Linked DNA regions of Mus musculus: region 1 is linked to region 2. Evidence: chromatin loops called from intact Hi-C (ENCODE). Cell type or tissue: heart. All regions are shown on one strand. Links, peaks and the distances in the headings refer to the core of each region. The heading gives the core; the rest is flanking DNA. Region 1 holds the start of Cryzl2 (crystallin zeta like 2). Region 2 overlaps Rasal2 (RAS protein activator like 2).

Region 1 (8,338 bases), core at 191-8,190, 320 kb before region 2:
TGCCAGACAATGAACCATGAGCCAGATTATCAGGAGGCAAAATGGACCGAGTTTCTGCCGTTGTGGACCTATAAGTATAGCAGAAAAGGCACCAACTAAATAATAATAAAGCTAACAAAGCCATATGTTGTTGAGTCAGAATCTCACTATGTAGCCCAGGCTGGCCTCAAACTCACTATGTAGTCCATGCTGGCCTCAAACTTAAAATCTTCCCTGTGGCCTCTCAAAATTATAAACCTGAACCACCATGCGTGGCTCATATGTGTTAAATTATAACCTAACATAAAGTCTTAAAGGTAGGAGAAAGCACATGATGAGGGTATGTGACCTCTTGAGGAATGCCAAGGAAAACTAGGAAAGTAACCCTTGCACTAGTAAAAGCCAAGAGTTAATGATTCAAACTTGGAGGTGAACGCTTGGTGCTTGGCACAGACAAAAGCTATGGCGTGTGCAGATGCCCTGCGTGAGGGACAAAAGAAAAACTAGCAAGTCTAGAACTGGAAGAGGAGAGAGCGACAAGGAGTGAGAGCTCCACACTACACTGAGATTTGTAGGTCTGAACTGAGGAAGGTCCTTCATACTGGGAACAACAGAACGCCACTAAGCAGGGGGTTGCGGCGTTGTCTGAGCAAAGGCAATATGCTGGAATTTGAGTAGCTCGAACCCGGGAGGACAGCCTAGATCCCTGTCTTCTATGCTCTTGACAAAGTCATCACTGAGGTAGAACTACAACCACATGGCCAGCAGTTTCTCTAGAGCAGTGGTTTTCAACCTTCCTAATGCTGCGACCATTTAACACAGTTCCTCATGTGGTGGTGAGCCCCAACCATAAAATTATTTTCATTGCTACTTCATAACCGCAATTTGCTACTGTCATGAGTTGTAAGGTAAATGCCTTGGTATGCAAGGTATCTGAGATGGGACCCCTGTGAAAGGGTCATCTGTAGTGGCTATTCCTGGTTGTCAACTTGACTATATTTGGAATGAACTACAATCCAGAATTGAAAGGCTCACCAGTGACCCTTATCTGGAGGCTTGGAGATCCTTATCTGGATCTTGGTTAGGAGATCTTGAGCCATAGTGGCTATGGATTCCAGAAGATTAAATCTCCGAGTTTAAGGAACACACCTTTAATCTGGGCTACACCTTTGATCTGGGATTAAAGGTGTGGTGGAACACACCTTTAATCTGGGCTACACCTTCTGTTGGAAACAATATAAGGACATTGGAAGAAGGGAGTCTAGCTCTGGCTCCTTCGCCTGCTTGCTGTGTGAGACTGAGTAACTGCTAGATCCTTGGACTTCCATTCACAGCTGCGACTGAACAATTGTTGGGAATTGGGCTGCCGACTGTAAGTCATCAATAAATTCCTTTACTATCTAGAGACTGTCCATAAGTTCTGTGACTCTAGAGAACCCTGACTAATACAGTCATCCAACCCCTAAAGGGGTCACAATCCATAGCTGAGAACCACTACTCTAGACCTTTTGAGGAGCCAGTGAGTTTCAAAAGGTGGTGGGTCCAGGACCATCATCACTGGCATCATCTGCGATTTGGTTAGAAATTCAAACTTCACCTTGTGTTGGGGTGAAGTTTGCCCTTAACGACAGCACTGAGAAGACAGAGATGGGCAGATTTCTATGAGTTCCAGGCCAGCTAGGGATACATAATGAGACTCTTGTCTTAAAAAAAAAAAAAAAAAAAAGAAGTTCCAACTTTGAGGCCACACCCCATACTGACTCATACATGGGAAGATAGGAGAGGCTCAGCAACCTGTCTGAACAGGCCCAGAGAACTCTGGTGCTCATCAGAGAATGCAGCCCACAAGGGTGGGGATCCCAAAAGGTGCCAGCTGGAATCCCAGATCAATGTGCTCTACGTGTTTACGTTTACTGGAGAGGTGGCGGGTTGGTTAGAAGCCATTCTTTATCTATCAAAATCATTCATTTCTCAGTTCTTTAAGTATGTGCCACATGCCAGGGCCCGTTGCAAACTCCAGGGATTTAAAGGCAAAGAAAAATAACATAAAAACACTCTCAGAAGCTAGCTCCTTACAATGCAAACAGCAAAACTGGGGAGCCCATGCCTCCGCATCCAAAAACTGGAGTACTTATTGACTGGTGGATAGCATGTCCACTGTCCTCAAGACACTCCACCTTGGTTTAAAAACAACTTAGCCAAGAGTAGGGAGGCATTTCTGCACTCCGGAGACTGACACAAGAAGACTGTAAGTTCAGTTCCAGCCTGGATGACATGGTGTTATCCCAGAAATGAATGACTCAAGATGAGGGAAGTTGAATGGCTGTGATCACCCTCTCTTCCAATAATCTGTTTTAACCACAGGCCCCATTTGGGTGACCTTTACAACTGTAGCTGCATCTCTGCCTCTCATGAGCGACCCCTAACATGAAGATACTCTTGCGTACTCCACCCTGTTTCAAATTGTCATTCTCTACTACATATGTGTCACACGCTGTCACCAAAGTGGTCAACAGGCAAGGCCAAGGTGACTTCCACATTTCCTGGCAGGAAAAGGATCTCATCCCAAATTACAGCAGGACATAAGAGGAGCCCAGGCTTGTATTCTTCATGAGATAGATTGGGATGGGGGCAATGGTTCGGGGACCCGTACATAATTTGATACTGACCCTGAAGAGGGGCTAAGCAAAGGATAAGGGTCCTTTTGTCTGTATTGTTATGTAAAGTCCTGTGTAAATCAGACACAGTTTCTAAGGCAACGGCTCTGGAGCTCTCTGAGAGGCCTATGCTTGAGATTTGAGGGAGGGCTTCCTTGACATTTCTAGCCTTTCCGTGAACCTTGAAAGGGCTTGACCTTCCAACCTAAAGTGGGTGCGCTCCAGCCTCTGGTCGCCCCCTACGCTTGGGAACTAGGATTTTGACCGAAGCAGGAAGCCCACGAGTGCTGGGCCGAGAAAGTCAGAGGCTCTGAACTATACAAGGAGGCATCCCGGGGTCAAGCTTGTCACCCTACCTCCTGTGGCCCGACGGGGCGGGGAGCCACCTCTTGAATGGTCAGGGGCTGCTTCAACTCGGTGCAGAGTGCAGCTCGGTAGTGCCGGCCTTGGCCCTGCCAGGCTTGCCTGCAACAAAGAAAAGGGAGCTGGTTTTCTCAGCAGTACCCCTGGGGTCTGTAAGGGGGCCGGGGGGGGGGCGGGGGGGGGGGGAGTTGGGCTTGCACCTGCAGAGCCACACCGGAGGGAGGCAACGCGTACACAGCCTTGCTGCCATGGCCAGCTGAAGTCGCGAGGGGCGTGGCCAGCATGTGGCAGGAAGAGCTCTGGGGAGAGCGGAAAGGCGTCCCAGGACGTGCCTGCTCTGGCCGGGTGACCTGACCGGCAGGCGGAGCTCTTGTCTGTCTGTGCAGGGGACTGTCAGCCCCACACCACTTCTAGGGTTAGACCAAACAGTGTGTGCAACCCTTGATCTCTTCGCTGGTTCTGGAAAACAAAAAGGAAGCATGAGGGAAATGATTCGATCACCCCAGATTAAGAGTCTTTGAGACAGGGTCTCATTAGGTAGCTCTCACAGTGTTGACCAGGCTGGCCTAGAACATGTCATCTTCCTGCCTCTTGTTTCCTGAGTGCTGGAACTACAGGGTGTGCCTGGAAGACTATTAAATCTGTGTTTGGTAACATTTCAGTAGTAGTTCTGGGGTTCTTTCTAAGAAAGAAGTCCAAAATGCACAGGTGAATCCTTTGATGTCTACATTTGAACTGCTAGAGTTCTTGCCACTAATTTTCTCACACAGGACTAATTATGATAAAAAAAACTAAACTGTTACCAATAGTCTGGTGTTAACTGATCCTGAACAAATCCAAAGAGAATATCCAATTAAAGACAAGCCAGCTGGGCACACGCCTGTAATCCCAGGGCCCAGGAGACAGAGACAAGAAAACTGAACATTCGAATCAGCCAGAGCTACATTGTAAGACCTGTCTCCGATAAAAATAAAAATAAATTAACATGATGACACATGCCTTTAATCCCATCACTCAGAAGGCAAAGATAGGTAAATCTTGGTAAATTTGAGGCCAACTTAGTCTACATAGCCAGTTCCTGGCCAGCCAGGACTACATAGAGAAACCCTGTCTTAAAATATTAGTTAGTAAAAAAATAAATAAAAAGTCAGCCCAAAACTTAATGACTCTCATGCTCCAAAGGTTTACCCCTTGGTAAATGTGATTCAGTGATGACATAAGCCTTAGGGGCACAGGTATGCCCTAGAAGAACCAAAAATAATACTACTGTCTATATGAAATAGTATATAAAATTGCTTTGGCATTGGCAAGATAACTGAGTGGGTAAGGGTGCTTGCTATCAAGGTTGATAAGCTAAATTCAACCCCCAGACGTCACATGGTAGAAAGAGAGACCCTACTCCCAAAAATTGTCCTTTAACCTCCAAATGCTGACCTTACACATGAACCATGTACATGTATGTACACACACACACACACACACACACGTTAGTATTAGATGTAGATCTATCTGACCTATTTAAAACAGCAAGTGACTATACGCCAGCAATGTATGTGAGGTACATGCTATGCTGGAAAGAATGGAAGACTATATCATTGGATAAATAGATTTAACGACAGCATGGCATCTTTGGAAGACATCTGGCCAGAGGGTATAGGCCACAGGTTGAAATCCAGTTCTACCACCTCTTTGGCCACCTCCCTAATGGTTCTCGCCCTCAATTAACTCTTCCATAAGAGAAGGCATTGAGCAGGAACGAACAGCAATTGAATGGAGGAAACTGTAAAGCGAAAAGGAAGGATGCATTTCTGAGTTTATGACCTAAAGGCTTTGAGGGCTGAGGAACCCAAGAACAAATAAGCCCCTCAGGTGTGCAGTAGGCGCTGTCATCATAATCGTACCCGTTGGGAATTTTCAGCTCCACATACAAACAACCGAAGGGAAGCAATGTCTACAATGGGAGATGATTTCTTTTAAAAAACCCATGGCTCCAATGAGACAGGCAGGAAAGCACTCTGTAAACGGCATATAAACCAAGCATGTAAGATGAACTTGGGACCTGGAGATGTAGCTCAGTGCTATGGTGCTCACCCTGGCAAACTAGAGGCCCTGGGTTCAATCTCCAGCAATGTGAAAAAAAGGAAAGATAGGAATAGTGGAGAAATCCATGTCACCACCAAATGGTCATCCTTAAGCCTGTAGTGTAACTCCAGAGTAGAGCACCAACCTAGACTGTAAGGCCCTGAGCTTGATCCATAGCAACGGGGATGGAGGAGGGAGTTCCTGGTTGCCAGGAAAGCCAACAGCAATAAATCTCTAACTTATGAAGTATGTAATGATTGTTTGTTCTGAGTATTAATTGTTATTGCTGTGTAGACCAGGCTGGCCTCAAACTCACAAGAGATCCAACTGGTACCTCCAGAGTGCTGGGATTAAAGGTATACACCACCACACCCAGGCCTAGCAACCATTTCTTAATCTTGTTTAATTTGTAGGATCTGTATAATGCATAACATTTTCAGTATTTAATAGATATGTACCTAATAAATTATTGAACGAGAACTCAGTTATCTAGTATTAATTTTCCAGGTAATTGGAAATAACACTAAGTATTAAGTCTCATATTTGTAATTAAGTGCTTTTACAGAAAGGTTTTCATGTGCAAGTATATGGGGGTGGGGGGGAATGTATGTGTGGTATAAGTTCATGTATGTACAAGGGTGAACATGTCTAGGTTCACACAGAGGCCAGAGAAGGATGTTAAGTATGTTACTCTCTCATTCTCTGCCTTTTCCCTTCAAGACAGAGTCTCTCACTAGACCCGGAGCTAGGCTGGCAGTAAACAAGCTCCAGGGATTCTCCTGTCTTCAACATCCCTCCCCCAAAACACACACAGTTCTGGGGATGGAGCGATGCACACGACCCCTTCAAGCTTTTGAGGAGGCTGCTGGGATTAAAACCAGGCCCTCCTGCTTGTACAGCGGGTACTCTTACTCACCAAGATGCCTATCCAGCTCCAGAAAAAGGTTCTATTGTTGTTTTCACAATATTCTGCCATTCTCAGAGAATATGAAGATCAAGGAGTGTAAGGAAAATTTTCAAGATGGCATTCAACATTTATGAAAAATCTAAAAAAAAAAGTAGAAATCTATTTAAGAGTCCTGAAGGCTGGAGAGATGGCTCAGTGGTTACAAGTACTGACTGCTTTTCCAGAGGACCTGAGTTCAATTCCCAGCAACCACATGGTGGCTCACAACCATCTGTAACGGGATTTGATGTCTTCTCCTGTTGTGTGTGAAGACAGAAAGCTATAGTATACTCACATACATAAAATAAGTAAATCTTTAAAAAGAAAAAAGAGTCTTGAAAGGTGTTGAAAATATTTTAGGTAATTGAAGTGATTTGCGCACTTATGTGTAAAAATAAGTTTGACGTCTACAGAGAGCAGTTAAAAGGGTGACAGGCTGTTTAATAGTGGTTTTCATAGTAGCAAGAGAGACATCTAGCTTATCCATCGAGACGTTGCCACACCTTACTGTCTACGTTCAGCTATTGCTTCTAGTTGTCCCCGGTTATTTAATTTTATTTGGGAGTGAGGTGGCAAGAAGAAACAAGAAGAATAAAAGTTGAGTGCTGTAGGAGATTAACATCGAGCAGCTAAATCTGAACACTCAGTCCTCTCTAAAGGAGGCAGGAGATTGATCACTGCCCTCTAAACCAGCTTGAACCAGCTTGAGGCTCATTAGGGAAGTAAAAGAGTAACAGCTGAGTCTTCCTTCTGGTGCATATCACACGGAGAGATAATATTTAACATCCAGAAGCTGCTGGAGAGCTGGGGGTGAAGAAGCAAGCCAAAGCCTGAGACGCAAACCGCTCTGTTTTCACAGGATAGTAGAAAACAGTATACGCTCAACTTAGGATGACGATGGGAAGGTACAAGAATCCTCCAACAGTAAAAATGCACCATCCAAAAACAGGGCTTGAAAGGAAAAGCTGCTGCTGCTGCCTCCAAGTTTACTTCTACGTCCAGCACATAGCAGTACTCAATTAATGCCAAGAGGGTGGGAAGCAAGGAGCTCTACCAGTTGCATAGGAAAGCTGCTGGCCCCACACAACTGAAGCCACAAATCCCAAAGGTTGTTTGTTTGTTTATTTGTTTATTTAGTATCTATCTATCATCTATCTATCAATCTGTTTAGTGTGTGTGTGTGTGTGTTCATTCATAAGTTTATGTGAGTTTATGTGTATCACATGCAGGAATGGAGGCCATAAGAGGGAGTCAGGTGCCCTAGAACTGGAGTCCCAGTTTTAAGGGCTCTTGCACATGCTTGCTTGCTCTCTCTCTCTCTCTCTCTCTGTCTCTCTCTCTAAGGGTAGTAAACCCATATATATATGATTTATTTATTTTATGTATGTGAGAACACTGTTGCTGTCTTCAGATACACCAGAAGAGGGCATTGGATCCCATTACAGATGGTTGTGAGCCACCATGTGGTTGCTGGGAATTGAACTCAGGACCTCTAGAAGAGCAGTCAGTGCTCCTAACCACTGAGCCAACTCTCCAGCTTGCACATGCTTTCTTACCTGAGTTCATAGCTACTGGCATAATTTGATATTCACGTAGATCAGCATTGCTACTGTAGTTATCAGCTGTCATCTTGTGATGTCCTCCAAAATCCCAAGACGTATAGGAAGAGTTTGCCTTCTCCGTACTCTCCCCTGAACATTACTACCGATCACTACAGCAGAGTTAGCTTTTATCAGCTCCAGAGAAGTGCTTTAGTCATTGATCCATATAATAAGGTTTGCTCTGCAAGTTATTTTTCCAGTACCCATAGAATCAGGATTTCTGATCTGAGATGGAATTCTGGGTAGTCTTACTATTAATCCCAGTACTTAGGGGGCACAGGTGGGAGGAGCTCTGTGAGTTCAAGGCTAACCTCGACAGCCAGAATATATAGCCAGTGTCTCAAAATATAATGACAACAAAAAGGTAGTCTCATCAAACTTCCCCCTTTGTAAGAAACAGAGTAGGTGGGGTCTAGCCCAAGGTCACATTGCTTCGTTGTCTTAGGAACAGCATTAAGATCAGATTTTCCTGTCTGCTACTCTTTCTGTCATGCTAGATGAATCTCATTTCTCCATGTATACGTCATCATCTGCATCACTACCACCACCACCACCACAACCATCATATCATCACCATCCTTACTTCACTTTCTCATAGTGCTTCATAAGTTTCAAAGCACTGTCACCCAAACAGCTTCATCATTAATAGTGTGAGTAATGGTGATTAGCATTAGAATGAGCACTTGGTGGTTTCTCCAAACAGAGCAGTT
Region 2 (8,338 bases), core at 156-8,155:
GAGAAGAAAGAAAAGGTTATTACAATAAAAGAGGTCTTCTGTTGGGAAACAGATGTTTTAAGTTTCTCATTCTCTGTGTTGCCTAGCCCTGTCTTTGAAAATATCAATACCTTCTTCCTACCACATTCTAGGCTAATGGCTGTGGAAGAAGAATTAAAGAAAGATCATGCTGAGATGCAAGCAGTTATTGATGCAAAGCAGAAAATAATTGATGCACAGGTAAGCAGGCCCTGAACTTAGTGAAAACACTTGTTTTAATAGCTTTTACTCTCTGACTTCCCATCCTTGCAAATGGCAAATCAGTAGAAAACAAGATACTGGAAGTTTCTTGGCATTATCCTTTGAATATTGGATGAGTTTCCATATGACCTCCATATTGATATAGCATTAATATTAGTGTGTAAAGTACTGTGTATTTAATGTAGTTGTTTGACAAGTCTTAGCAAGGTACATGATGAAGTTGGCTTCTCTCCTTGAGGAAAGGAGGGCATTCTCTAAGAAGGAAACTGTAGAAAAGTGCACTGCATATATCTGGGTTGTGACCTACACTAACCATTGCTTGGCTGTGTTCTGCACGGTCTTGTCAGTCACATCCACTGCCATCCACGCCTAGTCACAGCAAAGGAATTGTAGAGGAAAGATAAGGTTGTAGGAGACAGCTTTCCTTGTTATCCTTTTGGTTCAAGGGTTGGCATTGCCGCTTGGAATGTGCTTGGCTGCCCTTCTTTGTTGGTGCTATGCTCAGAAAGCCTCTGGATAAAACTATTTTTAAAAATATTGATAAAATTAGAACCTAGGTTTCTATTGATGACAGCTTACACCTAGTAGAATGATACCCTTCACAAGGAAACACACCATTGATCAGAGCAAAATCTAGTATATATGGAATATTTCCAATTCCTTGTTGCTTTATCACTGTAGAGTATGATTTATTTCTTATATGGAAATAAGTTACAAAAGGCAATTACAGTTTTGATAGTGATTTATCTAACCACATCTCCGGGGAAAACTAGCCAAGCCCCCAGTATTCTTACACATGCCCTTCAACAAGCAAATTTTCTTATGAGCTCAGTGTAAAGTGGGTTTATTTTTCAAACTAGGAGCACAGCTGTGGGAGGGCGCTTCCCAGGCGTCATCTGTCTTGAAGCCTTGAAGCACACTGGGCTTAGAAGCTCGTTGTGAGATGTGATGCTTTCTTACATACATAGCTCCCAAACTGTTTTAGAGTCAAATTCTGGATGTTTGACCTCTTTTGAGCCAGAGAAATATATGCTATGATTACCTTACATGCCCTTCTTACTTTTATTCTTTCAAGGTATTCCCAAGGTAAGCTAGGAAGAATAGTAGAAACAAGGCCATATTGCCATATTATCAGATTTAAAAAAAAATATATCACTCCTTAATCTTAAGAGAAATAGCATAGATAAAGATAGTAATTTCCTCAAGAAAACTAGTGCTGAAAAGTTTCCCCTTTGGATTCGCGGTATAACAATGTGAAGCAATGTGAGCCTTATTAGTAATCACACAGCGAGATCTTAGTGCTGGAACACAGCAGATTTCAGCCAATTTTAGTGCAGTCTTAAGCAGAGGGAACTTGCCAGCAACACAGTATGACTCTGTATGCTGGCTGGCAGGACAGCTCCAGCACTAGTTTCCAGGGAGTTTCACCTCCACCTGTCTCCAGTTTTGATGTTAAATATAAAGCAGAAAGTGGTCAATAAAGATGGAATCCAGGAAGGGAATTTGATTGACCAGAAGTCAGAAGCTCTCAGAGGTGGAAACAATGGTATCCTCAGAGCTCAGGCAGTCAGACTTATGGTCTGGCAGTTTGCTTTTCCAATGGCTTGGTTCTCTGGACTATTTCCATTGAACCAAGGTACCTTCCATAAACCAATACACTCACTGACTACACAACCATGAAGACCACTCTCAACTAATGGGTCAGAACATTCTGGGTTTGATTAAATGTGATGTGCTTCCCACTAAAGCATAGGCTTTATTATAGTATAAATCCCTCTATGAAAGCTAATATAGATCCATCAAGAATACTCAGACTGAACCACATTTGAAAACTGCTGCACAAACTATAAATACCAAGGCAGCTCAAAATATAATAGTGTCTTAAAAGGGAGCATTCTCAATCCAAGCTGCTGGCTTACTGGTACATAGAATCGTAGAATAGCAAGACTGTACATACTTATTCATTGTAATGAATGGCTTATTATCAGATTATTTTCTGCAAGAACAAATCTTATCTCTTAAGTGAGTGTTGAAGCAGAGTAGTCCTCTTGGCTTCATTTCTTCAATGATGACATGTTTGGGAATAATAGTCTACCTAGGAGGCAATCTATACTTTGATATATCAGCCCTGTGTCTTACTGTCAATAATAGTAAAAAATCATTTCTAAAATGGAAATAGTTACTTTCTTTGCACTAGGATTAATTATATCATTTTTCAGAACACTAGCACTCAGGTACCCAGGAGTGGTTTTCATCTCTCGTGGCAGCCCCTGCTCCTTGACAGGGAGTTCAGCTTCTCCCTCTCCATGAGTCAGTTCATGCTGCAAAGCACAGGCCCACATCAGTAGTCCCTTTCTAGCAGGACTGCAAACGGATGAGTGGCAGAATCACCCGTCCTGAACCTCACAGCTCACTGGGGTCACAGTGATAGCACCAAAGACTATACGAAGTGTGGCACCTTTCACCCCTGTGACAGGATGGAGAACAGAGAGGGGCTTCTTCCTATGAGAAACAAAGCAGCTGCCTAGTTACTATTGCAAGTGATATCTCCACTGTGTTAAATTACAGGTCATAAATGGAAATGAGATTATTCAAACAGGCAAGTAAACCCTGTCGTTCTCTAGCTGAGCAGTCCCCAGCCCTGGCCAGTGCACTGGCCTCCTACACATTCCAGCTCCGGGCACTCCCGTGTTAAGTCCTTCCTGTCAGGAATGTTAGATTGCTTTGCATTCTAACCCAGGCAGAATCAAATGGCATAGCAACTTGGGCCAGCTGAGCCTTGGTTTCCTGTTTGAGATTGTTTTTAGTTTAGTGGGGGTATTTTTTATTCCATTAATTTCTGTTTCATTTTGAAAGCTGGCAGTGGGGAAAACAAAGGGAGTTTCTCTGCTTAGAAACTTTGAGATATCTAGTAGGGGAGGTTGTTTGCTATCAGTTATTTGCAGGTAATATATAATCGCAATCCTTCTCAGGCTCTTTTTTTACCTTTTATGACTAAACTTGATTTTTAAAAGAGCTGGGAGATTGTCTTGTTTTGTTTTTGTGACTGCTTGATTTTTTTATGAACCCCAGGACCAGTGTTTTTCTTAGTATTGGGGCCTTATCATTTGTTACTGAACTAACTTTCCTTGCCTATTCTAAAAAAATGCCAGTTATGGTAAAAACTTTTTATTTATATAATACATAAGAAATTTGATACTGACAAAAATGAAACAAATATTTATTTAAAAATGTAAGTACCGTTTATTCCATTTAGGGGTAATTACATAGTGTGAAGAGGGGAATTATATTTGGAATCTACCTCTTAGTTTTTAGCCTATCCTTACTTATTGTCTTTGAAAAGACCTGTATTTGTTCTCCCAGTAAATTCCACTAACTATAATTTTTAAGTAATTACTATTTTTTAAAAGGATAATAAATCTGTCTTTGAGTTACTCCTGTTCTTAAAACAAGTCATCTTTCTTTTTTCTTTTTTCTTTTTTTTTTTTTCTTTTTGGGTTTCTGGGTTTTTTTGTTTTTTTTATTTTATTTTATTTTTTTTTTTTGGTGTTTTTTTGAGACAGGGTTTCTCTGTGTAGTCCTGGCTGTCCTGGAACTCATTTTGTAGACCAGGCTGGCCTCGAACTCAGAAATCCGCCTGCCTCTGCCTCCCGAGTGCTGGGATTAAAGGCGTGTGCCACCACGCCCGGCTTGTTTTTTTAAGACAGGGATTTTTTATGTAGCCCTGGCTGGCCTGGAACTCAGTCTGTAAACCAGGCTGGCCTCAAACTCACAGAGATCCACCTGCCTCTGCTTCCTGAGTACTGAGATACAGGTGTGTGTGTCCACCACCTCCTAGCCACAAGTCATGTGTTTTGTTTTGTTTTGTTTTAAATATATATATATATAGTAAGTGGATAGTTAATAATACTGATTCTGTATCTTACCACCTGAGTCTTGCACCAGAGAATGGGAATTATTTAAAGGAATAATAATAGCAGTAGTTGGGTTGCTTTTGTTTTTTCATACATTTAAACTGAAGCCACCAACCCCTTCTGCCATAAAGACAACTTCCTGCTTGCAACAAAGAGGGGAGGGGGAGAGAGAGAGAGAGAGAGAGAGAGAGAGAGGGGCAAGCATTGCTTGATGCTGTAGTCACCTATGGCTTTACCCAGACTCCCTCACCAGCACCCGCCCACCCCGGTCCCCTGACCGTCACTAGGCTTGCTCTTGGCAGCTCGTGTCCCAGCAGAGCAGTACTAGGTCCCCAGCATGACTAAACTTTGTCCATGTCTTCCTGGATAAACTCAGAGAAAAGAAAGCTTCATTTGTGTTAAGGTTGGTCCTCATGGGCTATTTCCTTTTCAAATCGTGAGGATAGGACGAGATTGTCTTTCTCTGTCTTTATTTTCTGAAAAATAAGTAATTCATGTTTGTTGGGAAAGTCCCAGGGTATAAAGATGAAAGTCTCCTAACTTTTGTGAGACTGATAATGTTTTATCCTACTGTAAAACATTTGAGGGGGGGGGGGGAATGTCCATCCATCCCCTCTCTCTGGTGGATATGTGAAAATTCAACAACCCGTAGTTCCAAAAGCATTGCTTTTGTTTTATTTTATTTTAAAATCCAAGAGTAAAATGAAAGTGTGCCATTACTGGGCAGCTTTCCTGGAGTCACTGAGCTGGAATGGGTCTAGGAGCCTGTGTCCTCTGTCTGTTCTCATGTGTTATGTTTATAGCATCCCTTCCAGCCACATCTCCCTCCCCAGATTCAAACAACTCCTTGGTCTGAGCTTCTGGCTGCTCTTACCTCTTGCTCTTGCATCCTCACCTTGTTGGTGACTCTAGACTGCCACCATGCATTGTTTTAATTTTGAGCACAATGTGAATTCTTTCCGGATGTGACTGTTCTGCCTTCTTTGGGCGGTGACTCCATGGATCACGTGCACTTCTCTGCTGGGAAATGAAACCTCTGGTGCTTCTTTCTTTGCCACCTAATTTCCATGTTTCAGTTTTGACAAAAGCACTTACTACATAAGGCAGCTTGACTGATGGTGTCATTTTTACAGACAGCCTAGTAATGAATGCCACAGAGTGTTGTTGGTAAGAAGTCCTGTTATGCAGAAATGAGTAACAGAGATTAAGGGGAGGGGGTGCTGAGCCTAACCAATGTGCAGAAAGAGGCAGAGACGTTCCATTTGTTTGGGGAGCACCATGTGTACCATGCTGTGACAGAAAGTACTAAACTGTTGATTCAGTAAAGAAGGTGGCCTCTTCCATGCAGCCTGAATAAAGCCACGATTGGTGTGTTGTAGGAAAAGCGGATCGTGTCCCTGGATTCAGCCAACACGAGACTGATGAGTGCGCTGACACAAGTGAAGGAGCGGTACAGCATGCAGGTCCGCAATGGCATCTCTCCCACCAACCCCACCAAGCTTTCCATCACGGAGAATGGTGAATTCAAAAATAGCAGCTGCTGATGGCCTTGGTGACACAGACTGTGGGAGGAGGCAGAAGGAAGTTGCCCAGCTCTCCTATCCCAGCCCTTTAACCCTCCAGGTTTACAGAATGTTATTTCAAATGGCAGTGTGGTGAGAAACTCCTAAATGAAGAAAGGAACCTTGTCTTTCAGGGCTTAAAGCAAAGACTTGAAGTTTGATGCTTTTCCCAGTGTCTCTATGTACATAGGGAACTTAGTTCTGGGCCGTGTACAGAAATACCACTGTAATATACCAAAAGGAAGTTAATAATGTAGATTACCTTTTTAATTATTACTATTTTATTATTGTTTTTCTCTTATTGAAAGCACTGCAGTTGTTAGTGGAGGAAAAGTAGGAGCCAAGTGTGAGTGAGGAATAAGCCTATTGGTTCAGTAGGTAGAGTTCATGTATTAGATAGGAGCACATGGAGTACGATAGGACCTTGTCGGAATGGATTTTTTTCAGGGATTCATCTGCCAGTTTAAAAGCCCCACCATAGTCCTTACCATTAGGAAAACTTGCAAATACCAAGATACATACAAAACAGTAATTTATGCCACTGATCAACCAAGATGCTTCTAACAGACTGTAACCTGCTTTGGAGAGCCGCCGTTTCAGAAGACACAGATAAAAGTGGTTGACTGTACCAAAACTAGACTAGGAATGATTTCTCTTGAACTCCTGTCAATATTTATTTCCTCCATCTATAATGGACAGTTAGATGTGGGATTTTTTGATTTTACTCCAACTTTTTTTAAAGTGCTCTTTAGAGCTGACAGATTTGTAAGTACCGTGTCTCTATCTACTGTCTTCATGTTCACTTGTCCACTGCCCTTTCCTCCCAGGCTGGGAGCGGTCAGCACCAACAGGACTCACTCTCCCCTGGAGAGTGGCCATTCAAGTAGACCACTCATAAGCCATCTGACTAAATACCCTTTTTCCACACAGAAAAGGGCTAACTATACAGCAGAGCAGGAATCTCTGAATATCCCACTAAACGTTCTCTTCCTATTTGTCAGTTGTATTTTTCCTTAGGATAAAGGTTTTATCCACTATATTAGCAAATCTGTGGGCAGGGTAACCCGTCACCACTTAACATGAATTGCTTCCTCTTTCTATTTATCCTCTCCATAAAATTTTGGAAGCTATCTAAAACTGAGACATGCCCCTTAAAAATGATGATTAATCTTGCTAGAGAAAGGATGACACATTCTGGTTGTCATTCCACACTCATGGTAGACTCAGCAAGACTGACCTAGATTATCATTAATGACTTTGATATAGGACAGAAAATCTGTGGTTTTCTCCAGAGTGTGACATGTCATCTGGAAATCTGGAATGCAGGCTTGATTACCAGAGATATGGAAAGTTAGATGCAGGTTAAGCAAATATTTTATATATATATAAATATATATATATACATATATTCACACATGTACATACAATGTGCACATCAAAAATGGTCATATCTTCTGTGCTGTCAGATATACAGAGATAAATGTTTAAAAGGGTCTTGAATCTCTTTAAGCAAGATCTACACAGTTTTACAAGGGAAAAAAACATTTCTCGAATAAGTCAAAGTTTCATTTTGTTTTTTAAGTTATAAACTTCAAGAATTTTTTTCTAAGTAAAGGACGAGGGGGGAGACATAACGGAGCCATATGCATGGAGTATGTGTTTCTACATAACAGAAAACTTACGAGGAAACGAGAGAACATGTATAGTTCCCTCCTATTTGAAGCCCAGGTGTAGATACCAAGGCCTCCTTCCCCCCAAGTCCCAGGGGTGCATTCCAAGCCTCACTTGCTCCTCAGTTGACCTTTGGGTCTGACCTTGTACTTCAGCCACCTCACCAGAGCCCTCAGCCTACAACCTGTGAAAGGGTTTCTTCATAACTCTTAAAAGCAGGAGAATCCCACTATGCTTAGAACTTCAGGCTCCACGCCCACTTGAGCCTTCTCCTGACCCTCAGCAGTTCTTTTACATCTTATCTCTTCCCTCCAAGCTAAGGTCACAGTGTGGTTAAAATTACTTCCCAAGAAAGAAGGTTATTGATTCTTCAGTAATGCCCTGTATTGGAGCGGGGGGGGGGGGGGGGGGTAAACATAGATCTTTTCATGTTTGTAGCCTAGCAGTGTTTCCTTCATTCTTCAAAATCCTTCAGTACTACCACACAAAACCTAGTCAAATATCAGTGTTGGTGGCCAGAAGTATATAATGTGGATAATGTCTTGCTTTGAGGTAGGGAAGGTCTTCAAGTGCAGGTTATAGATTACAGAGAGCTGGCCATATTGATGAATGCAGTTTAACTATTAACATTTTGGGACCTTCTTAAAGAGCCTGTCTGTATTACAAGATTGAATGCCCAAAGCATATTTCAAGGTTCTGTAATGTTACCATGAATGAAGGAAAAAAGTAAAAAAATAAGTCTTAAGAGAGTTAGGGGTCGAAAGTTCAGCATTGTTGCCTGATATTAAATCTTAGATTATCCTTTGAGCCTACTCATATTTTTAGCCTATCAGAAATATTCTGAACTGGGGTATAGCTCAGTTGGCAGAGTGCCAGCCTAGCATTCCAGAGGCCCTAGGTTCAAACACCAGCATGGTCTGAATTGGGGGGGTGGCACAGACCTGCAGTCCC

The links. A loop is a pair of places that touch in the nucleus more often than their neighbours do. Peaks named below come from ENCODE experiments on the same cell type or tissue, not always from the same donor. Only the 100,000 strongest peaks of a DNase experiment are listed, where the experiment ranks them.
Region 1: a loop joins it to region 2, with 2.4 times the contacts of the local background. A loop is called at or near these places in 2 of 42 quality-filtered maps.

Annotation. Positions count from the first base shown.
Region 1 is chr1:157,453,507-157,461,844 of GRCm38, reverse strand. It overlaps Cryzl2 (crystallin zeta like 2), which reads right to left and starts at 3,277. Exons shown (of 10, transcript NM_001033284.2): 1 at 3,200-3,277; 2 at 2,993-3,101. The coding sequence starts at 3,249. In heart, for the core only: CTCF peaks have their summits at 3,146 and 3,350; a DNase peak (open chromatin) is centred at 3,294; H3K4me3 peaks cover 945 bases; H3K27ac peaks cover 1,220 bases.
Region 2 is chr1:157,138,071-157,146,408 of GRCm38, reverse strand. It overlaps Rasal2 (RAS protein activator like 2), which reads left to right. Exons shown (of 18, transcript NM_177644.5): 17 at 132-219; 18 at 5,534-8,338. The coding sequence ends at 5,698. Among named protein-coding and RNA genes, the nearest start is that of Gm30694, 21 kb to the right of the region's middle. In heart, for the core only: no CTCF peak of the experiment used is centred there; no DNase peak of the experiment used is centred there; H3K27ac peaks cover 681 bases.